Regions from separate parts of the Mus musculus genome. Here all the other regions are linked to region 3. Evidence: chromatin loops called from intact Hi-C (ENCODE). Cell type or tissue: left cerebral cortex. All regions are shown on one strand.

The links. Hi-C counts contacts between places; a loop is a spot of excess contacts. Peaks named below come from ENCODE experiments on the same cell type or tissue, not always from the same donor. Only the 100,000 strongest peaks of a DNase experiment are listed, where the experiment ranks them.
Region 1: a loop joins it to region 3, with 2.9 times the contacts of the local background. A loop is called at or near these places in 7 of 42 quality-filtered maps.
Region 2: a loop joins it to region 3, with 3 times the contacts of the local background. A loop is called at or near these places in 2 of 42 quality-filtered maps.

The regions. Positions count from the first base shown.
Region 1 is chr11:97,022,671-97,030,670 of GRCm38, forward strand. It overlaps Sp6 (trans-acting transcription factor 6), which reads left to right. Exons shown (of 2, transcript NM_001363230.1): 2 at 1-2,069. Scrn2 (secernin 2) reads left to right here and starts at 7,282. Exons shown (of 8, transcript NM_146027.2): 1 at 7,282-7,385; 2 at 7,746-7,919. The coding sequence starts at 7,746. Gm11532 (predicted gene 11532) reads right to left here and starts at 3,748. Exons shown (of 2, transcript NR_133649.1): 1 at 1-3,748. In left cerebral cortex, CTCF peaks have their summits at 3,615 and 7,242; DNase peaks (open chromatin) are centred at 3,606, 7,269 and 7,418; H3K4me3 peaks cover 1,109 bases; H3K27ac peaks cover 329 bases.
Region 2 is chr11:96,669,808-96,677,807 of GRCm38, forward strand. The region is part of intron 4 of Skap1 (src family associated phosphoprotein 1); the gene reads left to right. Among named protein-coding and RNA genes, the nearest start is that of Snx11, 100 kb to the right of the region's middle. In left cerebral cortex, a CTCF peak has its summit at 4,226; DNase peaks (open chromatin) are centred at 4,183 and 5,662.
Region 3 is chr11:96,858,401-96,866,400 of GRCm38, forward strand. Copz2 (coatomer protein complex, subunit zeta 2) reads left to right here. Exons shown (of 9, transcript NM_019877.2): 9 at 2,463-2,803. The coding sequence ends at 2,510. Gm11523 (a long non-coding RNA gene) reads right to left here. Exons shown (of 4, transcript XR_880183.2): 3 at 5,433-5,705; 4 at 4,042-5,171. Among named protein-coding and RNA genes, the nearest start is that of Mir152, 12 kb to the left of the region's middle. In left cerebral cortex, CTCF peaks have their summits at 2,380 (motif pointing left), 3,084 and 3,717 (motif pointing left); DNase peaks (open chromatin) are centred at 2,358, 3,277, 3,687 and 5,439; H3K4me3 peaks cover 1,348 bases; H3K27ac peaks cover 1,054 bases.

The DNA.
Region 1 (8,000 bases), 160 kb after region 3:
TGGTTATTTATTGGTGATGAGGGGACAGGGAAAGGGACGCTAGGGGTTTTTAGTCTCGGGGGCTACATGGGAGGCTGCTTGAATATTTAGGCTGCCAGGAGCTGAACACGCCCCTCGCTTCTTCCCTTTCTCACTATTTCACCCTCCCCTGAGTTGCTGAAGAGTTGGGATGGAGCGCCCCTACCATGTGGAGGGGTTCGCATAGTAGAGAGATGGCATGTCCCAGAAGCTGAGGGAACTCGAGATTGGGTCGGGGCGTTGGGGGAAGCTGTCTGGACACGTCTTTAGTTCCTGGGAACCCGGACATAAAAGCACCTTGGAGCCGCCCTTCGGCCTAGGTCTCTTTCATCCCCTCTTCTAGTGCTGCTCCCTCTAAAATTTCCGGAGAGAAAGCAGAGATGAGGTGTGTGTGTGGGGAAGCCTGGGGTGGTTCCCCTTAAGGGGCTGTCTACCTAGCTTGGAGGGTTATTAGTATAGAAAGAACTCCCTTCAGTGAATTTCTTCTAAACCCTTCTGGATGGTAGAGCCAGGAAGAGCAGCTCAGCTCTGCAGCCAGGGCTCTGAGCTGGAGGTCAGAGCTGGATGGCATAGAGGAGGGATCCAGCAGAAAAATCCTCTTACAAAGTGGAAGAGCTAGCCGCTCCTTTCAACTCGAATTCAATCCTTAACTCTTAGACCTTGTAAAAGAAAGCAAACTCAGCAGTCGACATTCCCCATCTATTCCCCTAGGTAGTTTCCTAAAGTCAGCTGCCAGCACTTGCTCCAGAGTTGACAAAACAACCCCCACCCCACTCCCAGGTCCCCATCCCTTGCTTTCCTGTTGGGGGTGGAAGGGAGAGAGGTTGTCCTAGCAGAGGGATTACAGCAGAAAACCCTGCCTGGACTCCCCGTCCCTCTCTTTCTTAGCTTGACCCTTCCGTGTTCCCTCCATTGTTATAGAGTCCTCCCCAGTAGAAAATCTCCTTCCATGTGAAGAAATATTGTTCCCCCACTGGAAGGAATTCTGGGAAGCTGTCTCTCTGTCCCCTTCTTTAGAGTCTAGAGATACATTTGGGTTTTGATCATAGGATGAGAGGGTAGACTTCTGCCTGGCAGACTGCAGGACCCTGGGGCTGGGGGCACTCTCAGGTTTGAGGTAGAGGCCTTGAGACCCTCTGACCCCACTCTTGCTCTCTTCTCTCCACCCAGAACCTTCTGCAGGGAATAGCTGTGTGTTGATTTTTAAGTTATAAGCAAAGGGTATTTTATTTAATAATTAGGGTGTGAGTGTGTGTATGCGTGTGTTGTCTGCACCTGTATGTGTGCATGTATGTGTTTCTCTACTGAGCCTGGGGTCTCCTGAGACCCCATCTTGTTCACCCCGTCCAAGACCTGGGGACAAGAACCTCAGCATCTTCCTCCCTGGGGGATGCTGGAGCCCAGTCCAAGGACTGGGACCTGTATGGGAAGTAGGGGCTGGGATCTGGGTAGGAATATATGTTTGTGTAGAAAGGCCTCCTCCTTGAAGGGACAGGGTGACTCCCTGTGGGACTTAGGGGCCTGAGATAGTTTAAGTTCTTTCTGTGTTCTCCCTCTTTCCCCACCTCCTGTGAACCTAGCCAGAGGTTCCCTTTCTTACAAAGAAGGCTGCAGGCAAGAGCGAAGTTGGCCATGCCTGCAGGTTGCCTAGCTAGGTGCAGAGGGGCCTAAAGGAGGGCACCGTGGGTGTGGGATGCCTTCTTCTCCACCCATCAAAACCAGCCACCTCTCACTGCGCTACCAAGACAACCTTTTTTCAGTGACCATGCTTAGGGGGAACTCCTACATGGAGTATTAGGGGGCACGGAGATGCTCCCCCTTATAGAGGCCTTGAACCCTAAGATCTGCAGGTGGGGCTCGGATAGGTTTTTGTCTGGCCTGCTCTTTATCAAATCTAGGTTTCTCAGCTGCCTGTCCTTCCAGGCAGCCCCTCTAGAGGAAAATGTAGGATTTTTTTTTTTCTTTAACTGCTGTGAACCCACTTGGGGGCGAGGAGGAGGCAGAAACAGCCTGTGTTTTTTATGCAACAATAAAGTCATCAACCAACCACACTCTCGCTTTGTTTGTCTTCCAGCTCTGCCTCCTATTTCGGACTCCATCCCTCTGCAGTGAGGACTGGGTAGGGGGATCTTTGGTCAAGCGTCACTTCTTTTCGATTGGAAAGATCTGAGATGAGATCAGAGCTCAGATCTGATCCTATCCTGGAAGGAATAGGCTCTGTAGTCTCTTGGTGTTCATCTGTGGAGATGAGATGTTTCTAGATGATTCTTTCCATAGAAGTCCCACGTCCCCAAAGGTCCCTCTCCCCACCCCACCCCCCATGGGAGCATGCGGGTCAGCCGGTCCCTCTGGCTGTGAGGGAGGTGGGGGGTGACTGACAGTGATTTCTTCACCTAGAGTGATCCCTATCAGAGACAAGGCGATGAAAGGCAGCCAAGATATCTGATGGGCAGCTGCCCAGCTGGAAACCGTGAAGGAAAGGCTGCTACTACTACTGCTCACAGCGAGAAACCTGCCAGGGTTACTCAACCACAGGGTGCACAGACGCACCCTCACGGGACTCACTATCTTCAGAGAGACTGGAAATGCCCATCCACTGTTGGTGCCTTATTCATGTCAGTGAGAGAAAGTCTCATGACTCCAGAGGACCGGTGCGTGGAAGGTGACAGGGAATTCGTTTTGTTTTCTCGTCTATGTAGGATAAGGTTGGTCACTGCGCACGCACTACACTACCTTTAACTGGCTTTTCTTTGAATCTATTGTTTGCTCATCTTGGCGTTCCTATCCCTTATGACCCCTAACCCAATTTCTCCTGCCAAATCTGGCTCTCAGGATGGCCCATCCCATCATCCGTCTGAGAAATTTGGGGGCCTAGAGTTTTCAGGGAAACTTGGAAAGGGGCATCAGGACGATTTAGGGGCCGTGGAGAAAACCTAGACTGGTAGGGGTGACGGGAGAGGGGGAGCCTGTTTCCATCGGTTGCTGAATTTAACAGTTCAGAATCCTGTTTACCTGCGACGGCCTGCCCGAGGCTCTCCTGCAGGGCGCCTCTTTTGTTTTCCTGGTTCTGGGGGAATTAGACCCCAGAAACCTAGTGAGTCCCCTCCTTTTCCCACATCTGCCTCCGGGGACAGGAGGGCAGCTGTAGGGCCGGCTGGGCTTGTCTGGGCAGGGCCCGGGCCCTCCCTCCTCCCCTTGCAACTCCTCCAGCTGACCTGCATTCTTAGCAGGGGCCTTTGGTGGGGCTCTGATGCATGCCTGATCCTCTGCAATGCAGCCTGGCTGGCCTGGGCCCCTGAAGGAGCTCGGAGACACCTCTGACCCCTCAGAAGTGGCACCCCAGCAGGATCCCATTGTACGGGAGAGGCTGGGAGGGAGGGAAATCATCATGTTTGGATTGACCCTCTGGACGACTTCTCTGAGTCCTATCCTTACCAGAGAAGTAAAGTAGAATGCCTCTAGGGCGGGTGAATGAAGTCAAAAGTGGAAACTTGACGGATAGCAGCCTGGGGTTGCAGCCACCGCCTCCTTCGGCTCCGCCTGCTCTTCCGGCTGCCTCCTTCCTCGGCCTATCCTGCCCCCCAGCGGACATCTGAGGAAGTGCAGAAGAGGAACCTGCTTTCTCCGCAGGGCGCCTCAGAGGATCTGTGGGTAGCTACAGCTTCAGCTGAGGTTTGAGGTGGGATGGCATCCAATAGCACCTCGCACCCCTCCTCCAGAACACACCCCGAAGCAGCACTTACGTGACCATTAATCCTATACACCCTTATAGATGAGCATACTAGCAATGAAGGTTTTTTGTTTTTGTTTTTGTTTTTTTGTTTTTTTTGGTTTGGATTTTTTTCGAGACAGGGTTTCTCTGTATAGCCCTGGCTGTCCTGAAACTCACTTTGTAGACCAGGCTGGCCTCGAACTCAGAAATCCGCCTGCCTCTGCCTCCCAAGTGCTGGGATTAAAGGCGTGCGCCACCACCGCCCTGCTCAATGAAGGTTTTAAAAGTATCTTACAAAATCCACCAAAGGACCATTAGAACTAATCAGAACAGAGTCAACAGGAAACAATAAGAAGTATTTCTTTAAAAAAAATTTAATGAGTACGAATGTTTTGCCTGCAAGTATGTATGTATGTATGTTCACTACGAGTGTGTAGTGCCCTTAGAGACTAGAAGAGGGCATCAAAACCCTGGAACTGGAGCTACAGGTGACTGTGGTGTCTGAAGATTAAGGAGAACATCAGCTCTATACTGATTTTAACTCCAAAGATGCGACCTTAGTGAGGCAGAATGGGCAGCCACAAGCCGGGAGCCATGTGAATAATTTAAGTTACTCAGCTGTGTTGTTTATTTTATTTTTCTAAAGATTTCTTTTTATTTAGTAATATGTGTACAAGGAAACTGCAAGTGCCCACTGAGGCCAGAAGAAGGCGTTGGATCCCCTGGAGATGGAGTTCCTGGACTATGTGAACTACCTGGTCGAGGAGCTGGGAACCCAACACTGCTCTTCTGCAAGAGCAAGCGCTCTTAACTAATGAGCTGCCTCTCTAGCTCTTGAGAAATATTTCTAGCCAGGCAGTGGTGGCAAAAGCCTTTAGTCCTAGCACTTGGAAGACAGGCAGAGACACTCAGATCTCTGAGTACCAAGCCAGTCTGGTCTACAGAGTGAGTTCAGGATATCCAGGGCTTCACAGAGAAACCCAGTCTTGAAAAACACAGAGAGAGGAGACATCAAATATTAAAAAAGACAAATCAGAAAGCAATGCCCTTTACAACACACACACACACACACACACACACACACACACACACACACAGTTCTAAGGACTCAGAGAGGGAAAACCTGTACCTGAAAATTCAAGTTTATTTTGGTTCAGAGATGCCTGCCCAGGCCGGCATTGAACTCCCTATTAACCAAGGCTGCTCAAGGACTTCTGATCCTTCTGCCTCCTGGAATTACAGGTGTTCTCCACCACACTGTGTTTACGCGATGCCTAGGTTTGAATACAGCACTCAAACGTGTTAGGCAAGCACCCCAACTGAGCTACATCCTCAGACCAGATTCTGAAAAACTGATTAAAGAAATGGAAGACTCTCTGAGGGGTGGTGGCGCACGCCTTTGATCCCAGCACTTCGGAGGCAGAAGCAGGCGGATTTCATAACATAAAAAAAAAAAAAAATTAAATTAAAAACATTTTAAAAAGAAATGGAAAAATGTGCACACATGTGCACAAGAGCACATGCACACATGCTCGTACACACACACACACACACACTCATGTGCACATGGACACACACATATGAGCACACATGGACACAGACAAGCACACAGGCACACAGACATGTACACACACATACATACACACATGCTTCTGTGCTTATACATTGCAATAATTAAAATGGTAGCGGCATCACAGATTCCATGTAATCCCTACAAGTAATTCCTAGAGGTCATGGGACCATAAGTGTGTGAGGCGCATGCTCTTCAGTGCCAATGGCAGAGATGATTCATAGAGGAAAACACCAAAACCATAAGAAGTCTGAATCCAGCTCCACACCCCTGCATGCCCCTCTGAGCCCAAATCTCTCCTTTCCGATCTCCTCCTCACTGTGCGTAGAAGGTAGAAGCAGCACAGCTTGGCAATTAGAAATCCCTAAATCCCCTTCTCAACGTTATCTTTCTCAGCACCTAGTGGGCAGAACTGAACTTGGGTTTCTGGAGACAGGCGGGTTTTGTGTACGTCTCCTTGTGACATGGGAGTACACGGGGGTCAGGGAGATGGCTCAGGCCTGCCACATGAGCACGAAGGCCTGGGTTCCATGTCCAACACGGGAACTATAATGCCAGCCCTGTGGAGGTGGAGACAGGAGGCTCTCTGAGCTCGCAGGCCGGCCGGCCAGCCACCAAAGCAGAATCAACAAGATTCGGCCTTCATCCGAGGCCCTGACTCAGAGAAGAAGATGGAGCACAACCGAGGAAGACACCCAGTGCTGACCTCTAGTCTGCACAAAGGCACACCTACATGGTGGTGTGCACTTGCACACATGTATGTATACACACAGATAGTCTCTCAAAGTTGTAAAATATGTACAACAATGACAACAAAACGAGGTGCACAGCTCAAAAGATATGGCATCTAAGGTTGAAAATAAAAAAGGGGAGGCTGGAGAGATGGCTCAACGTTAAGAGCACCAACTGTTCTCCCAGAGGTCCTGAGTTCAAATCCCAGCAACCATATGGTGGCTCACAACCATCTGTAATGAGATCCGATGTCCTCTTCTGCTGTGTCTGAAGACAGCTACAGTGTACTCATATACAATAAATAAATCTTTAATAAAAAAAATAAAAAAGGGACCAGAAGGATGGTTCAGAAGTTCAGAGTGACGATTGATCTTGCAGAAGACCTGAGTTTGGTTCCCACCACCCATGCCAGGCAGCTCACAACCATCTGTGATTTCAGCTTCAAGGGATAGATCACCCTCTTCTGGCTTCTGTGGGCACATGCCTTCCCCTACATGTAATCCCCACACACATATTTACAAAATTTAGAAAAAAAACTTATTTTATGCGTTTTGATGTTTTGCCTGTATGTGTGCCTGCCTGAGCATCACATGTGTGTCTGGAGTCCATGGAGACCAGAGAGAGCATCAGGTTCACTGAAACGAATTACAAACAGCTGTGAGCTGATACTCGAACCCATGTTCTCCTCAACGGCAGCTTTGAAGCACCCAGTTATCTCTCTAGCCTATAAAAATACAAATTTTAAAAATTAGTAAAATAAGTGCCAGGCGGTGGTGGTGCACGCCTTTAATCCCAGCACTTGGGAGGCAGAGGCAGGCGGATCTCTGTGAGTTTGAGGTTAAGCTATTCTACAGAGCAAGTTTCATGACAACCAGAGCTACACAAAGAAACCCTGTCTCTAAAAAACAAAACACAAAAACAGTAATAAAATAAACAATACCGTAATTTATGAAATTCAAGTCAGGAAGCAGGTAGTGAAAGTTTTCCCTTAATCTCTAGAACTCCCAGCAGTGTTGGCTACTTTATGCATTCTTTCTTTTCACTAGGGCTTCTTTTCTCCTTCAGCTCCACCTCCTGTTAATGACTCTTATCTGATAAGGCTGTAGAGAAAGCCCGGGACTCTTAAGCAGGATTTGAAAGGTCTCTCAGCTCTAAGAAGTGGTGCTAGCTAGCGCGCACCCTCGTGGAAGACGGTGACATTGCAGGTGTCCTGTGCCGGTGCCGGCCCCGCCCCCGGGGACAAAGGCCTTCCAGGTCACCTACCAGAGAACCTGGGTCCAGGGGAACAGATCTGACCTGAAGAGGAGGAAGTGGCGCCCGGAACCGAGCCTGGGGGTCTTGGATGCAGAGAGGGTGAGAGACCGAGGCACTGAGGACTTGGAAAGGGGTGGACGGAAGAGGCGCGTGAATGTGGGCATGCGCAGGAGCGTGGGATTCTTGGAGCCAGCTTTAGTGCCTAGAAACTACCCTGTAAGTCAGCCTGGAAGGGCTAGGACTCCAAAACAGACGCTCTTAACTTGCAGAGTTTGCTCTGTCGCCTGACTCCAAGCCAAGTGCATTGTTAGTGCACACCACGCTTTGACAACAGTGCTGTTGTCCCAGAGCGTCAGGCTTCTCAGAGTGCACACGTGGGGAGGAGAGTGCCCTGCACCCCACCGGTGGCCAAGACTGTGGAGAGGTTTGAGGGACATGAACATCTCCACTTCTTCGCAGATGGCGTCGTCGAGCCCCGATGCCCCTTGTTCCTGCGACTGTTTTGTCTCTGTGCCCCCGGCCTCAGCCATCCCAGCTGTAATCTTTGCAAAGAACTCAGACCGGCCCCGAGATGAGGTGCAGGAGGTGGTGTTTATACCAGCAGGCACTCACGTCCCTGGGAGCCGGCTTCAGGTGGGTTAGGACTTAGAAGGAGCTGGAAGGTTGAGACGTTATTCCCAGACCTTCGTTTTCTTGCTCCTGGGACGGGAGCAG
Region 2 (8,000 bases), 190 kb before region 3:
TTTCTAATCTCTGTGTTTTCACCCAAGCGATGCAGAAGCCCCTCACTGTGCTGGTGAGAGAGCAGACAGGGTTCAGACTTCCAATTCGCTGATTCCACACAAATTCCGTGATTTTGCTGAAGGCGGTTACATTTTAAACACGGGAATGCTCTCTACCCACCACGTCTATGAGTTGCAAGTGGCTGAAGCATGGGGCTTCTAATGACTGGAGGTTTTGTATGATGGTTTTAAGGACTGGAGAGATGGTTCAGTGGGCTGAGCTCTTAGAAAACAAATGTGAAACCTGAGTTGTTCAGATCTCCAGAACCCACATAGTCAGGCATTGTAGAGCAAGTCTGTCATCCCTGTATTACCCCAGTATTCCTACTGTGAGAAGAGGGTGGAGACAGGAGAACCCCCCAGAATTCATAGGTCAGCTACCGTGGAGAATGCGATAGCAAACAAGGAAAAGAACCTGCCTCAAACAGGATGGATGTAAAGACTAACACTCAAAGTATCCTCTGACATGCATACAAACTATGGCACATGTATGTGTGGGCATGTGTGTGTGCGCACATATACACAAACATGTGCATACACACACACTCAAGTACACACACACAAATTGTGGCACACATACTATGGCACACATATGTGCACGTGTGTACATACACACACACACACACACACACACACACACACACACTGATGTTGGACTGAGGCTTTACAATAGTGTGAATATTCGCCTTTATGGATGAGAAGGGTTGTTGCTGGCATGTGCATACGCCAAACAGGAGGCTGGGAGGTCATGGTTCGTTCCCCTAACAAAGCTCTACCCGCCAGTCCTGCCCGTGACCTGTAACACTCCTGCCGCCTCAGCTCTATGATCACCGAGGCCAGCCAGTGATTTGTGACTTTGTTTAAGGATACATATCGGTGTTAGTGTAGCTTGAGGCCACCAAACTCATTTCACTTGTGCCCTGCACCAAATTTGATCCCAAAGGTGTCAAGAGAGAGGATTAACACAACGCGACACTCATCACCTTCCCCCTCCCTGTGAAATCAGTTTATCTAAAAATATCCCATACAAAAGACCCGCAATCCAGGGCCATACACAAAGCACTCATGAGCGCCTTGAAAAATGGAATGGGCACACCTATGGCTTTTCAGGATGCTCCTGTGCTGTGACCCTGCGTTTCACATAATGTCGCTCTTTTATTTATTTCCAATAGCTTCCTAATCAGTCAGCAACGGCGTCCTTTCTACAACCTCAGATCATGATGCAATAATCCGTTTTGGTGGCCTTATTGGCCTCGAAGGTAGTTTGAGCTGTTAAAATCTCTCTTTAACAAGTTTCTCTCTAATAAGAGCCGTTCCAGCAGGCTTCACCTCCCTCTTACCTTTCCCTAACCTTGTCTAGACAGACACAAAATCGCAGGTCACACAGATCCTGGCAATATCATCCGGCCTTGGCAGAAAAGCTCGTTTGGACATAGAATCACCTAAAATTGCTGATAATTTCTTGTTGATTGGGGCAGAAGAGAACTCCTGGAGTCTATGTCAAATATAGCATGCGACTGCATTTTATGAAAGATACAGATGGCAGGGTGTTCTGAGGGTAGCACTCTTCCTTCTGCTGGCTGCATTACTTATCTGACAGAAACAGAAAACGGGAGGCAGATCAATATTTTATTTGTGCTCTCTGTTTTGTTCCTACCACTCAGTTTCTATTTCTCTGGCTTGGTTTTTACCACAGGGTTTCCCTGGACTGGCTGGATGGCTGTTTGCAGCTAGCATCCTTACATCTGGTCCTGTCTTGGGAACTGCCCACTGGAAATCCACTCATAAACTCTACTTCCATCCGTCTCTGGCCTTTTCCCTTCTGAGAGGCAGGGACAGCAGAGAAACTTATGACAAAGCAGGCTTTATATTCTCTTATATGAGAGAGAGAGAGAGAGAGAGAGAGAGAGAGAGAGAGAGATTTACTTTGTGTGCATGAGCGGTTTGTCTGCACATATATTTGTGTGTCGTGTGCATTGCATCTCTGGTACCCACAGAGGCCAGAAGAGGGCCTTAGATTTGCTGGAACTGGGGTCCATCAGATGCTTCTGTGCTTGAGCTGGGGATAGGATCTGGGTCCACTGGAAACCAGCCAGGGTTCCTAACCACTGACCTATCTCTCCGGCCCACCTCTCTGGTTTTTTGCTTACTCTCTACCATGGCTCCCTAGGAGGAAGGTAACTGATTTAAAGGGTCTGAAAATGACTTAGAACGGCTATGAAGGGGGGAAAATGGGATCCAGGTGAACAAGTCAGTGCCGGGCACCTTCCTCAACGTTGGCAAAGAAAGAAAAGTTTAAGTTCTGAAATATTTCAAGGAAGGAATGAAATATGTGGTAAGAGGTTACCTGAGATATATTATAGGGACCCTTGGCCCTCCGTCCTTCATGTTCTCTCTGCTTTCTGCGCCCTCTCGGTATGTGAAATCTTGGAACTAGAATTTCTGCTTATTGTATGAGACAGATTTTCAAACCTTAAATTTCCTAGGAAGTTTTTTAATAACTGTTATCAAAAGAAAAGTCTCTCTCTCTCTCTCTCTCTCTCTCTCTCTCTCTCTCTCTCTCTCTCTCTCTCTCTCTCCACAGAGTTTTGCTATATAGCCTAGGCTGGCCTCAAACTCGTGGTCCTCCATCTCCCCAGTGCTCAGATTATAGGATTTCACCCTCGCATCTACTAAGAAAGGTCAAGTTCTTCTATCTTAAAAACATTTACTCATGCTGGGCATGGTGGCACACACCTTTAATCCCAGCACTCCAGAGGCAGAGGGAGGCAGATCTCTGTGAGTTCGAGGCCAGTCTGGTCTACAGAGTGAGTCCAGGATAGCCAGGGCTTGTTACTCAGAGAAACCCTGTCTTGAAAAAAATAATTTACTCATTTACCATGTATAAGACCCACGGTTCTGTCAACACCACAAATTAACCCCCCCTTTTTTTTTACATATTTCAAAATACCATGTTGTACATGATAAATATATACAATCCCATTCATTAATTTAAAATTAATTATATATATAAAAAAGAACATCTACAGTCTAGAGATATGGCTCAGGGGTTAAGAGCACTGGCTGCTCTTCCAGAGAACCTGTGTTCAGTTCCCAGAACCTATAAGATGATTCACAGCCATCTGTAACTGCAGCTCCAGGGGATCGAACACCCTCTCTGGCCTTTATATACACCAGACATGCACATGGTACATATGCAGGCAAACACTCAGACATGTAATTTTTTTTTAAACTGGATAAAAAGCATAATCACAATATTCAGTATTTTATACCAGGCCTACATAAGGAGCATAGATCTTAAGGGTTTAGGGTTGTGTTATTGTTACTGATTTTGTTACCATTGTTGTTGTTGTTGTTGTTTAATGTGGCTTTGAACTGACAGTATAGATGAGGACAGCCTTGAACTTCTGATCCTCCTACCTCCGCCTCCAAGTGCTGGGATTACAGGTGTGCTCCACCACAATTAGTTTTATCCAAAGCTGGGGCCCAACCCAGCACGTTGGGCATGCCAGGCAAGCATCCTACCAAGTAGGCTACATCCCCAGGCTAGACCTTAAGACTTATCAGAAATATGTCTTCTCTTATTTCTAGTCTGTAACTGTCAGAGGTAAGCAATGCCTCTCCTGCTGCCACGCACCAATCAGGGTGCTGTCAAGACAGTGACTGGGTTGTAAGCTCTCTGCTCAGGGTTTTACCCATAAAGTTGTACTGCTTTCGGTATTTCAAACAAAGCCAAGTGTTCACTCGTTCTGTTTCCTTCAGCATACCAAAGGTAAACTGACTCTTTTCTGAAGAATGTCAAAAGCCACTGATCTGACAGCCCCAGAGAGGTTATCAGGACCCACGCCTCCAAGACCAGCATGAAACCTGACTTACTGTTAAGCTCTTCCCTCTGTGCCTGCCTGCAGCTCGAGATCAAACACATTCTCAAGGAGGGAACGCTGAGCCCTTGTAGAATCCCCTCCGTCCTACCCCACAATGCACAAGTCCTAGCTGGGACAGACAGAGCACTATGCCGGGAGCTGGGGATAAGAGAAAGGAGGGATAGGGCTGAGAATGAAGGGCTAGTTAGCTCACAGCCCTCCCTAGCCAAGGGCTAGGAGAAGGGAGAAGGAGCCAGGGAAGCCGGTGGAGCTGGGGCTGCCTCCCTCCGTCTAAACCCTGATCTCATACTGCTTCCCTGTGGAGGAATCTCAGAACTGCAGCTTCTCGCTCTGGGCCCCTGCCTGTCACACCCGTCCAGTGTGGTCTCTTGCCTGGGCTGATCTGACAGGTCTTCCCTTACATATATATATATAAGTAAATTTATATTTATATCTCACACACATACATATATACATATATGTGCCTGGGCTGATGTGACAGGTCTTCCCATACATATATATATCTGTATGAATTGATGGGGTGATATTTTTTTTCTTTTTTTTAAGCCCAAAGCCTATGTATGCCTAACAGTGTTCCTTTGGCTCTTCTTCCATAATTACATATACTAGCTTTTACTCTTAAAACTTCCAAATGACTTAACAACATTGCCCCTATTTCCATGGATATTTTTCATTAAGAACAAACCAATGTCCTGGCTAACATAAAGGATTCTTGGTCATCCTTCCTTATAGTTGCCACCCCAACTTCCTGCTTCTCCTTTATGCCTACCCAAGGGTGGCTTAGGCACAAGCATTCACAAGGCTGGCCTTCTTTGTAGAGCATTAGAACCACAAAACACATTTTAGATGACTGACTCTTTTCTTGAGGACTGGGGGGGGGTCTTTAGGACAGAGTCGGAGGGCAGGGAGGGGGCATTGTAGACAGGTTGAGATGCTTTGCGTTAAGAATACAGTCTGAAGAGAGTTGATACTTTTTAGGGGAGGTGAAAAAGAAGGCAGTGGGTTCTTCAGGCAAGCCAGTGGTCTTACCCTGGAGCATTCCCAATCAGAAAATAGACAGGAAGTTGACCACGTGACTCACATTCCATGCAGAACCTGCGAGCCCCTCTCTTCTACTCCTCTCCGCCTTCTGTCAAGACTCCAAGGGTGAAAGCTGTGAGCTGAAGGGGACAGGCCATCAGCAGAGGGTGACTTACAATGAGAAATGAAAATATTTGGATTAGCTATAATGCCAAGCCAGTGGTATTTACAAATTATTAAACTGTCATCCCCACGTGAAATGCGTCTCTTCCTGAATGAAATGTTAAGCTGTTCTTTTGGTTTGTTTCAAACTGTCAGGGCCATTATTTGATGTCCCTTTCTGTTTGTTTATCTTCATTAAGATGTTGAATCAATCATTTTTGCTTTCTCTCTCCACAAGCAGGAGTTGGCACAGAGTCAGGATGAGGGCCAGCCACCCCTCCCCCACCCACCGAGGGCTGTGCAGGTGCCTAGCCCGGTTTGTTCACAGAGGGATCAAAAACATATTTGTTCTCCAGGTTGTGTGGACAGACTGGCAGGGTTTTTTGATAAGAGATAAAAGAAAAGTCTTCAGTCACGGTGAGAAATGACATTTCTATCTGGAACAAGGAGATGCAGTGGATCTCATTCCGGTTTGGAGATCATTTTCCGGAGTAGCATCCTGACAGCTCACAGTGGGGTGGAAACACGGAGGTGGGGTTTGAAGTGGGAGACAGAACTCAGAGCAGGCAGGAAGCAAAAAATGGAGAGCCCTGGACCTTGTCCTGTGACAGATGTCAATGCTGCTCTCTTGAGTGTTCTAAATGTGGCATTTCAGTATCCAAGATGGTAGAGCGTGATTCACCAGGGTTGCGGGCGGTTTACTGTCAGAGGGACCAGTTGCATTTCTCTTTATACAGAGATCCAGCTAGCCCATTGATGCTGTGTAAGGACTGCGGGGGGGGGGGGGGGCGCAGAGGGGTGTCTCTGCCATGTGACCCACTCTCTCCTGCTTAGCAATCCCTTTTGAGGATTTCAGACCAGCTAACCAGGGTTAGAGAAGCAGTCAGCTAGACATAAAAGAGAACTGTGCACACCAGCTGGCCTATCTAGGGATAACACCTGTAACCTTGGTCTCATTAGCCCTGTGCTCTCTCCACCTGAGCTATCTGGCCCACGCAACTTAATCAACTGGGCAAATGAGAAACACAGAAAGAGGAAATCAGTTTATCGCACGATTTAAGAACCTGGCAAACAAAGTACTTTTACTTTTAAACCCAAACTACTCTAGGCAGGCATGGAGTACTTAAACCTAGCACTCAGTGGGCTGAGGCAGGAGGATGGCCACAAGTCTGAGACCAACCTGAACATAAAGTGAGTGTGAGGCCAGCCTGGGCTACATAGTGAGAGTTTGTCTCAAAATCTGAATGAGATGGGAATCACAGCCCAAACAATCTAACAGTCCAATCTAAGAGTCTAGCAAATTTCTTGTATTTTAAATCACATTGTTTTCCTTTTTTGTTGTTTTTTTTTTCTTGTTTTCATTTTCAGAGAAAGGGTCTCATTTAACCTAGTCTGGCCTCATACCCAATATGTTCCTTAGTCTGACGTTCAGCTCCTGATCCCCCTGCCTTCAAGTCCCAAGTGTTTGAGACTTGGGTACCACCATACCCGACTCTAGACCACAGGTTTCTGGTCTGGAATAGAATTCTTCTAGTATTACTCTAATACCTCTTACTGACTGCAAAGTACTCACACCACCGGGAGCCCTCGAACTCCAGGAAGCTACATCTTTCTGTTGGGCAGTCTCCCTTGCACTGATCTAAGCAGAAACTGTGTGAGACTGAATACCATCTCTCCTGATGGCATAAGCACCGGTCAGCGTGCCATCCTGTGTGCTAGCCACTGCTCCACCCCTGATGGTGACACACCAGTTGACTGCAGAGACGCAAGCAAGAAGGTCATTGCTCCAGCCTTTCACTAGGCAAGGGGTGGCCTTCCAAATCATCCCAAACTGAAACGTTTCGAAAGGCAAACCAAACACTCCATTTATTTGAGGCCTCTGTTATGACTCTTGGGCCACAGATAATGACTCTGAACAAATGCTCACTCCTCATTAATGGGAAACACGTTCCCCTAATCACCACGAATTACCCAACACCTGGAGTTATGGCGGCTTCTCAGTTCACACTCATTTGCTTCCTTTCTGGATGTCCTAAGTTCACAGTGACTGCCAGCGCCTGCTTCACTGTGTCACAAGGTGACTGCAGCTGCTAGTGTACCTCTGGTGTGTATCCTCTTCTCCTCCTGTACTTTGATGGCCTCATAGCACCCCCATCCCCTCCCTTCCTGGCAACTAGATTCAACCACACAACTTAGGTTGTGGCCAGAACAATGTAAGAGTTTAAGAGCAATGTATCAACTTCCAGGGTCACTCATGAGATGCGTAAGCACTTGGGGAGAGGGTTCTCTGTGTTCACACTTTCCTTCCTTATGGTGGCTGGAGCCAGAGCCAGCTTAAACCATGAGGAAGAAGTCATGTGCTTTATAAAGATGGTGGGGATGGGGGGCTGGTGGGAATGGGGGGGGGGAGCTGAAGAGCTGACTCAACCATTAAGAGCACTTGTGTTCTTGCAGAGAGTATGGCTTTAGTTCCTGGCATCCACATGGTGGCTCACATCCATCTGTAAGCTCCAGGGGACCCAATGGGCTCTACTGATATCAGTGGCCATGCAGGCACGCACTTGGTACACATCGATACATGAAGTCAAAACACTTATACAAATGAAATAGACCTTCAGAGACTGGAGACAAAGCAGAGATTGCCCTCCAACCCAGGCTCCCTCCGTTCCGTCTTTTTACACATGGGGGGAAATTATAGTCTGTGACCACAATTTTCCATAGACATCTATCATACTGGCTAAACCAATCTTAACCTATCTAACCCGATAACGACTCACTTTGGGAAGCTAAATGGGGTTGGAGAAGAGTCTACAAAGAAAGGGATGGAGTCTGAAATGGCAAGAGGCTTCTTTGGCCATTTGAACAGATACAATGAGCCAGTGTTAGATGATAATC
Region 3 (8,000 bases):
GAGAAGAGCCAGGAGTAGTGGCTCACGCCTTCAGTCTCAGCACTTGGGAGGTTGAGGCCACATGATTTCAGGTTCAAGGGCAGCCTGAGCTACACTGTGAGTTTCTGTGTAGGCAGGGATGTAGCAGGAGACTTTATGTAAAATCAAATAGCATAAAATAAACCAACCTGGGCATGGTGATGCACACCTGTAATCTCAGCACTTGGGAGGTGTACAGGAGGATTAATAGTTCAAAGTCATAACAAGTTTGAAGCCAGAGTGATCTACATGAGAGCTTGTCTTAAAGCAACAGTAATAAGCGGTCCATTGAGATGTCTCAGCAAGTAGAGGCACCTGCCTCCGAGCCTGATGGGCTGAGTCTGACCGAGATAAGAGAGCTGACCCCCTAAAAGTGTTTGCTGACCTCCACATAAACACACAAAAGTAAATACATGAAATACATATTAAACATTATTTTTTTTAAAATATTCATTTATTTTATTTATATGAGTACACTGAAGCTGTCTTCAGACACACCAGAAGCATCAGATCCTATTACAGATGGTTGTGAGCCGCCATGTGGTTGCTGGGAATTGAACTCAGGACCTCTGGAAGAGCAGCCAGTGCTCTTAACCACTGAGCCACCTCTCCAGCCCCATATTAAACATTCTATAAGGGGAGTGTTGATGAGCAGAGAAGAGAAGAACAGCTGGGGAGGGCTAACTGCATGGCTCAGTGGTTACGAGCACTCACTGCTCTTGCAGAGGACCCGGGTTCAATTCCAAGCATACACATGGTGGCTCACAACCATTTGTAACACTAGTTCTAGGGAATACTGGTGTCTTCTGCAGGCACCAGGCACACATGTGGTAAGCAGACATACAGACAGACAAAACACCTATGCACATACAAAGTTAAAAGAGAAGAATACAAGCCGGGCGGGGTGGCGCACGCCTTTAATCCCAGCACTCGGGAGGCAGAGGCAGGCGGATTTCTGAGTTCTAGGCCAGCCTGGTCTACAGAGTGAGTTCCAGGACAGCCAGGGCTACACAGAAACCCTGTCTCGGGAAAAAGAGAGAGAGAGAGAGAGAGAGAGAGAGAGAGAGAGAGAGAGAGAGAGAGAGAGAGAGAACACAGCTGGAATGGGAGGCGAAGCCCTGGGTGTGGCTCCAGGCACTTCACCGCATGGTGGGGCAGTGCATGCTCCTGATGCAGCGCTTCCAGTTTGGAGGCTGGGGCATCAAAGAACGAGACTGTTTCAAAACCAAACACAAGCCAGACAGTGGTAGAACACTTTAATTCCAGCACTCGAGAGGCAGAGGCAGGTGAATTTCTAAGTTCGAGGCCAGCCTGGGCTACAGAGCGAGTTCCAGGACAGCCAAGGCTACACAGAGAAACCCTGTCTCGAAAAACCAAAACCAAAACCAAAACAAAACCAAACCACTACTGCTACTCCCACCCCCTAGTATTCATTTGAGTCATCCTAAGCTTTTACTTTGCCAACAAAAACTGAATGGCAAGTTACTCAGCACCTCTAGGGCTCTAGAATAGAATTTACCTGGTAGAGTTATATTAATTACATGATTGGCCATGCTGCCAAACCTGGAAAATTAAGTTGTACATCCTCAGGAAACAATTCCTCTCTTTCTAAATGAGCAAGCAACAAATAAAGACTGGTAGGGCCTTGTTATGTAGCCCAGGCTGGCCTTGAAGCCCTTATCTCTCCTGCCTCATATTCCCAGGGCCTGAAATTATAGGCACCACACATGAGGATTAGTGGAAATCTTAAAGAAACACAAAAGTTATAGGGACACAAAATGAAACGTGGAGAGAGAGAGGTTCCTTAGCAGAGATTCAAGAACTTCACTGTCCCCAGCAAAGAGGGAGATTCCAAGAGAGGAGGACATACACAGTGCGGGGTGGACATTTTGGAGGAGGCTTTATGCCCAGAGAGACAGTCTGAGTATCCCGAGTCCCCCCTCATGTGTTGGCATCACGTGTGCACATTGGCACAGATACGGGCACACACTGGACTGAGATGTTTTTTCTTGGTAGTAGGAGCACACACACATACACACACCTGACAGCTTTGTCACATCAGCAAATGGGATGGGGTGCTGAGAACACACCCCATCAAAACCAGCATCACAAGTTTATTACGGTGTCAAGTGTCTGAGCACAGGCGTGGTTGAGCCTGGGCCCAGTCTCTGCCTGCCTGATGGCGCGGTGAGGAGGCACTATTACTGTGGCCTGATATGGCTTAGGGGAGGCAGGGGCTACCGCCTCACCCACAGTTGGACAGGCTTGGGAGGCAGCCAGCTGGGTTGCAGCCCTCTGGACCTGCCCTAGCCTCCAAAACCTCATCTCATTAAAGAAGAGGCAAGCTGCTGCCATCTAGTGGCCAGGGCTGGAGAGGCGCCCTTGTCGACCTCCAATCACTGACATTCTCAAATATTTCTCCCAACCTCCTACTCTCACTTCAGGTTCTTCAGTCAGCCAAGGAACAGATTAAATGGTCGCTATTGAAATGAAGACCTTGGAATCAAGGCTCCTTCCCCAGAGAACTTTTGCCAGTCCCCGCGTAAGCCCCAAGATCTCAAGACGCAAGAGAGACCACTCTGCCTTCTCAGGCCTCTCTCAGAACTGATCCCTGAGGTCTCCTGCCAGGGATTCTGAGACGCAAAAGCTTGACCCCAGCTCCCTCACCCCTACTCAGCATCCTAACCTGGCCTTGGGGCCATGGGAACCAGCAAAGTTGCCTCCCCTCGGACCTCTGACATCCTCAGTCCTAGGCCTTAATAAACTTACATTTTTCCCCCCCAAAGACCTCCTTTCTTGACTTTGAAGTGTGTGTGTGTGTGTGTGTGTGTGTGTGTGTGTGTGTGGTGTACGTGCGCGTGTACACTACACCTGTGAATGAGGTCAGAGTGGGTCAAGGGAAAGGGTTGTGTTTAACACGAGGGGTGCAACACTGATACCCTGGTGTTGCATGAGTAGTTGAGCGGTTAAACACGACGGTGTGGCATGGTAAGAGTCATAGTAACAGGAATAATATTCTTCCAGGAAAAGGAGAGTGAAGATGGCTTCTCCATTTTGTCTGTGCAGTACCCACAGGGAGGCTCCGCTAGGGATTCCTTGAGTCGTTTTTTCCATTCTAGGCTCCAGAAAGGAAGGGAGTCAGGCTTACTCTGACAAACCCAGGAACTGTTTGGCTATTTTTCTTGGCGCGCCTGGGACCGCGGAATTCTTATCTTGGCATAGATCCTGGGCAGTAGAGCTCTATAATTTGCTGTCTCTATCTGGGGGCGAGAAGGCACCGAGTGGTGGCCACTGCGCGTGTGTGTAGAGCATCCGTGTACCTACGAGGAGGCGAAGGACGGGGGTCGGGGGAGGGACGGACAGGGGTGTCTAGAGAGGCGACAGACGGAAGGAGATTCACGGCGACACATCTCAAGGATGGAGATGAATAAACTTTCTGAGCATCCCGAACCCCCTTCCTACCCTAGTCCCAATCTCTGAACTTTCTCTCGGTTTTTCCTGTGACCCATACGCTTTCGGCGTCTCCACGCCGCGGACTCTTCTTTGGCAGCGTGGGGTGTCATCTTCTTGGATCCCTGGAGGTTTTCAGCGGCTCCCACGCTCCGCCCCGGCCCCGCCTCTCACAGGAGCATCGCGCAGCAGGAAGCTCCGCCCCCTCACCACATCCGTGGTCCTAGAGCGCCACCTGGAGGTACTACGGGCACACCTCAGGGTCCTGGGCCTCGATAACTCCGCCCCTGAGGTGGAACCGACCCTCCTCCCGGTGTTTCTCACTGATCTCTGACACCAGAGCCAGTGCGTTGCCCTGGCAACCATCACGCGTGACTTCCCGCGACTTCTCTCCCAACGCAGAGCTTTTTGGCAGCCGCCGTAATAAAAATAGTGGTGAGCCTTGGATCTTAATAAAAGCCTGTCCCGGTGGTTGTCATTTCCAGGCCGTGAGTGTGGGAGATCAGCCTAGGTTGCGTGAGACACTATCTCAAAACAAAACAAAACAAAACAAAACAAAACAGATATTTATACTGAATTTGACTACGTCTGTAATTAGAGAACTCTACGAAGATACGGGGATGATTATCTACTCATTGTAAACGCTTACTATAGTGTCTTTCTAGAGTCGCTGTGCACACAGCCCAGAGTTGCAAAAAGGCAATCCTGAGAGAGGGGGAAGGTGGCACAATAAAATTGTGCAGTTCAGGGGCCAGTGTGGTGACGGAAAAGACATTCTTTGGATTATTTCTCAAATATTCAGCCACCCGTAGCACTTGGCTCCACCATGGATGGAGCCAAGGCCCGGAGGAGTAAACTGCCTCCTGGCAACCCGGCCTGACCTGACTTGGTCCTGCAATTTCAGTTGTGCGAGGACGGGAATGGGAAGCATCAGGCAGAAGCTAGGAGCTCCAGGAAGGCTGGCTCACACAACTCTCTGAACTACACGATACTGTCCACATTCTATTAAGGGATACACCGAGACCCTGAAAGTTTCGAATATACAAGTATATCGCAGCTTCCGCTCGATAGGGGATAGAAAACTCCTCATTATACTACAATATCTGAATTCCTTACTCGCACTTGGTCCTCACAGGGTGTGGAACACACAAGCCTATAATCTCGTCTCTTGAGAGGTGGAGGCTGGAGAATCAGAAGTTGAAAGTCATTTTCTAACTATTTACTGTGTTTGAGACCAGCCTAGGCTACAGATGGTTAAAGGTAACAAGAAAGTGTTCCTTGACTTGCTATGGCTAAAGGCTACTACCCTGATCCCATAGGGAGGGATTAGCAAAGCAGCGACTGGGGGGTTGCGTTGAGCTGAGCTCCCATAGTGGTGATGACCCCAAGTCTGCAGGTCCAGTCTTCTGGCTATTGCGTCTCCCTGCCCCCCTCGCTTTCTGCATCCAGGTGGAGCCGCCTAGACAGCAGGCCTGGCTGACAGCCCGGAGCCCTGGCCGCTGCACCAGCTTTTCCGAGATGAGAGCCTCATCATCGTGGCCACTGGCCGGAGCCTGAGGGATTTCGGGAAGGGCGTCCGCAGTTCTGAGCCAGGGCTTGCCTTCCCGAGTCTGCCCACCCCTGGCATCCTTCCTTGTCTTGCCCATCGCACCCAGCAGCTTCGAAGAGTGTGCGGGAAAGGATCCTTAGGGCCACTCTTTTCCCTGCAACAGAGTAAGAACCGGATCAGAAATCAAGACCTCAGGAATGTGGGCTCACCCAGCCCGAGGGCACAGGAGGAAATACAAACTCAAGAACTTGTTAACTTATTACAGGGACGTGCCAGACACAACACACACCACACACACACACACACACACACACACACACACACACACACACACACACACACACAGAGGCACGCTCCTCCTGCTTTCCTCCAATTGGCTGGCAAGAAAGGCAGGGCATGTGGGATTGGTTCTCACCCCGACACTGATGGATGGCTCCCTGTGACTGGATCATTGTCGGCTGTCAGGAGGAGTGGGAGGCGACACCCGTGCTCTTCTCAGGGCCTCAAACATTGGTAGAGCCAGCCAGGCCTGGAGAGAGAAATGGGCAGAGCAGCCTGCCCAAAGGTCCGAGTTTCTTTGCCCTCAACCTCTTTGAAACACACTGTGAAGCGATGTGCTTTCTGGAGGCTGAGACAGGAAGAGAGCCACGAATTTGATGCTATTCTGGACTACATAGCAAAACAGCGCCTGTCTCAAAATAAGTAAAGCAGAAACTGTTATTAGATTATGGGGAGGAATTAGTTCTGAGCTCTTAGTACAGTAGAGCTCTTTAATGGGAACCCTGGCGAGGGGAATAATTTGCTGTGCACAACTCAGCTTCACTTTCCTCCCAACCTGGGTCAGTGTATTCACATATTTAGGTGTCTGCGATGAGCCAGGCACAGAGAGGAACTAGGGACAGCAGTGGGGTTGGCGTGGAGAGGCCATAGAAGGGATTAGATTTAAGGCATATGTCCAGGTATACGCAGCTTTAAAAATCAGCTCTCAAGCTGGAGAGATGGCTCAGCTGTTAAGAGAACTGGCTGCTCTTCTGAAGGTCCTGAGCTCAATTCCCAGCAATCACGGGGTGGCTCACGACCATATATATATATTCTATATATAGATATATAACAGGATACGATGTCCTCTTCTGTTATGCAGCCACATTCAAAGAGCACTCATATACATACATAAATAAGTCTTTTTTAAAAATTCAAACCTTCTTCTGAGTATGATGGGAATTCAGGTTTAAAGCACAAGATGTGTGTGGTTGGTTTGTGGGGGGTGTTTGGTTTTGTTGTTGTTTTGGTTTTGGTTTTTCTGTTTTTTTGTTTTGGTTTTGGTTTTTTTGGTTTTTTGAGACAGGATTTCTCTGTGTATCCCTGGCTGTCCTGGAACTCACTCTGTAGACCAGGCTGGCCTCGAACTCAGAAATCCTCCTTCCTCTGCCTCCCAAGTGCTGGGATTAAAGGCATGCACCACCATGCCAGGCTGTGTGTTCTTTTTAGTAAGTATTTTCAACAAAAAAGTTGAACAAGTGGTTGCCAAATTATATTCTCCCATCACTTGAATGGTCCTGTTCTAGTTTCCAATCTCTCCTTCATCTTAGATGAGAACCTAAGGAGGCAAGACTGGTGGTGAGGGGGTAGACCTTAGACATGCAGGTGAGCGTGCCCCCCCCCCCCCGCACAGGCTGTTCGGTGGGGAAAAAAATATATTGGTCATAATACTAACTTTAAAATTCTTGCTGGGCGGTGGTGGCGTATGCCTTTAATCCCAGCACTGGGGAGGCAGAGGCAGGCGGATTTCTGAGTTCGAGGCCAGCCTGGTCTACAGAGTGAGTTCCAGGACAGCCAGGGCTACACAGAGAAACCCTGTCTTGAAAAACCAAAAAAATAAAAATAAAAAAATAAAATTCTTTTGGCCCTAGTAGGGAGCTGGAGAGATAGCTCAGTACTCATTCCCAGCAACCACATGGTGACTCACAACCATCTGTAATGGGGTCCAATGCCCTCTTCTGGGGTGCATACAAATATGCACTCTAAATAAATAAATAAATAAATAAATCTTTTTAAAAAGCATTGGGGGGGGGGCAGGCTTGGTGCCACATGTCTGTAGTCCCAGCACCCAGGAGGCAGAGGCATGTAGATCTCTATTAGTTTGAGGCCAACCTGGTCTACCAAGCCAGTCTAGGACAGCCAGGGCTACACAGAGAAACCTGTCCTGAAAAACAAACAAACAAGCAAATCTTTCAGAATGAATTTTTCCAACAGACATTTACTAACTGGCTATTCTGAGCTGGGCACTTTTACTGAATGCCAATGGGAGCTTCTTCATTTTTATTCATTAATGTCATTATTGTTGTTTTTGTTTTGTTTTTTTTCCAAGAAGAACAGGATGAACTGAAGACTCTCAAACAGTTAAAGGACTCAAGGACACAGTGCTTTATCCTAGGTTGAGTGATATAGAGAGATTTATAGATACGCTGCAACTGTTCAGTGGAAGGTGCACGCTGGGTGTGTAGCCTAGGACTAATGAGAATCTGATCCTTTGTGTCCACTTCCCAAGTACTGGAATTCTAGGTGTGAGCATGCCCTGTTTACTCAGGGGTAAGGATTGAACCTGGGGATTTGCGCATGCCCGAACCAGCCAGCACTCTGCCGGTTCATCTTCATCTCTAGTCAGGTGACTTTACACACATTAGAGGTCACTCCTTTTAAGTCCATGCTTTAACATGTATTTATTAGATATTAGATATAGATATTAGATATAGATATCCTCATACATAGCCATGCTTTAACACCACTTCTTGCTTTATCCAAGACACCACAAACCTGATGTGGTATAGTACTTTTTTTTTAACTCCAGCACTTAAGAAGTAGAGGTAGGAGCCGGGCGTGGTGGCGCATGCCTTTGATCCCAAAACTTGGGAGGCAGAGGCAGGTGTATTTCTGAGTTCAAGGCCAGCCTGGTCTACAAAGTGAGTTCCAGGACAGCCAGGTC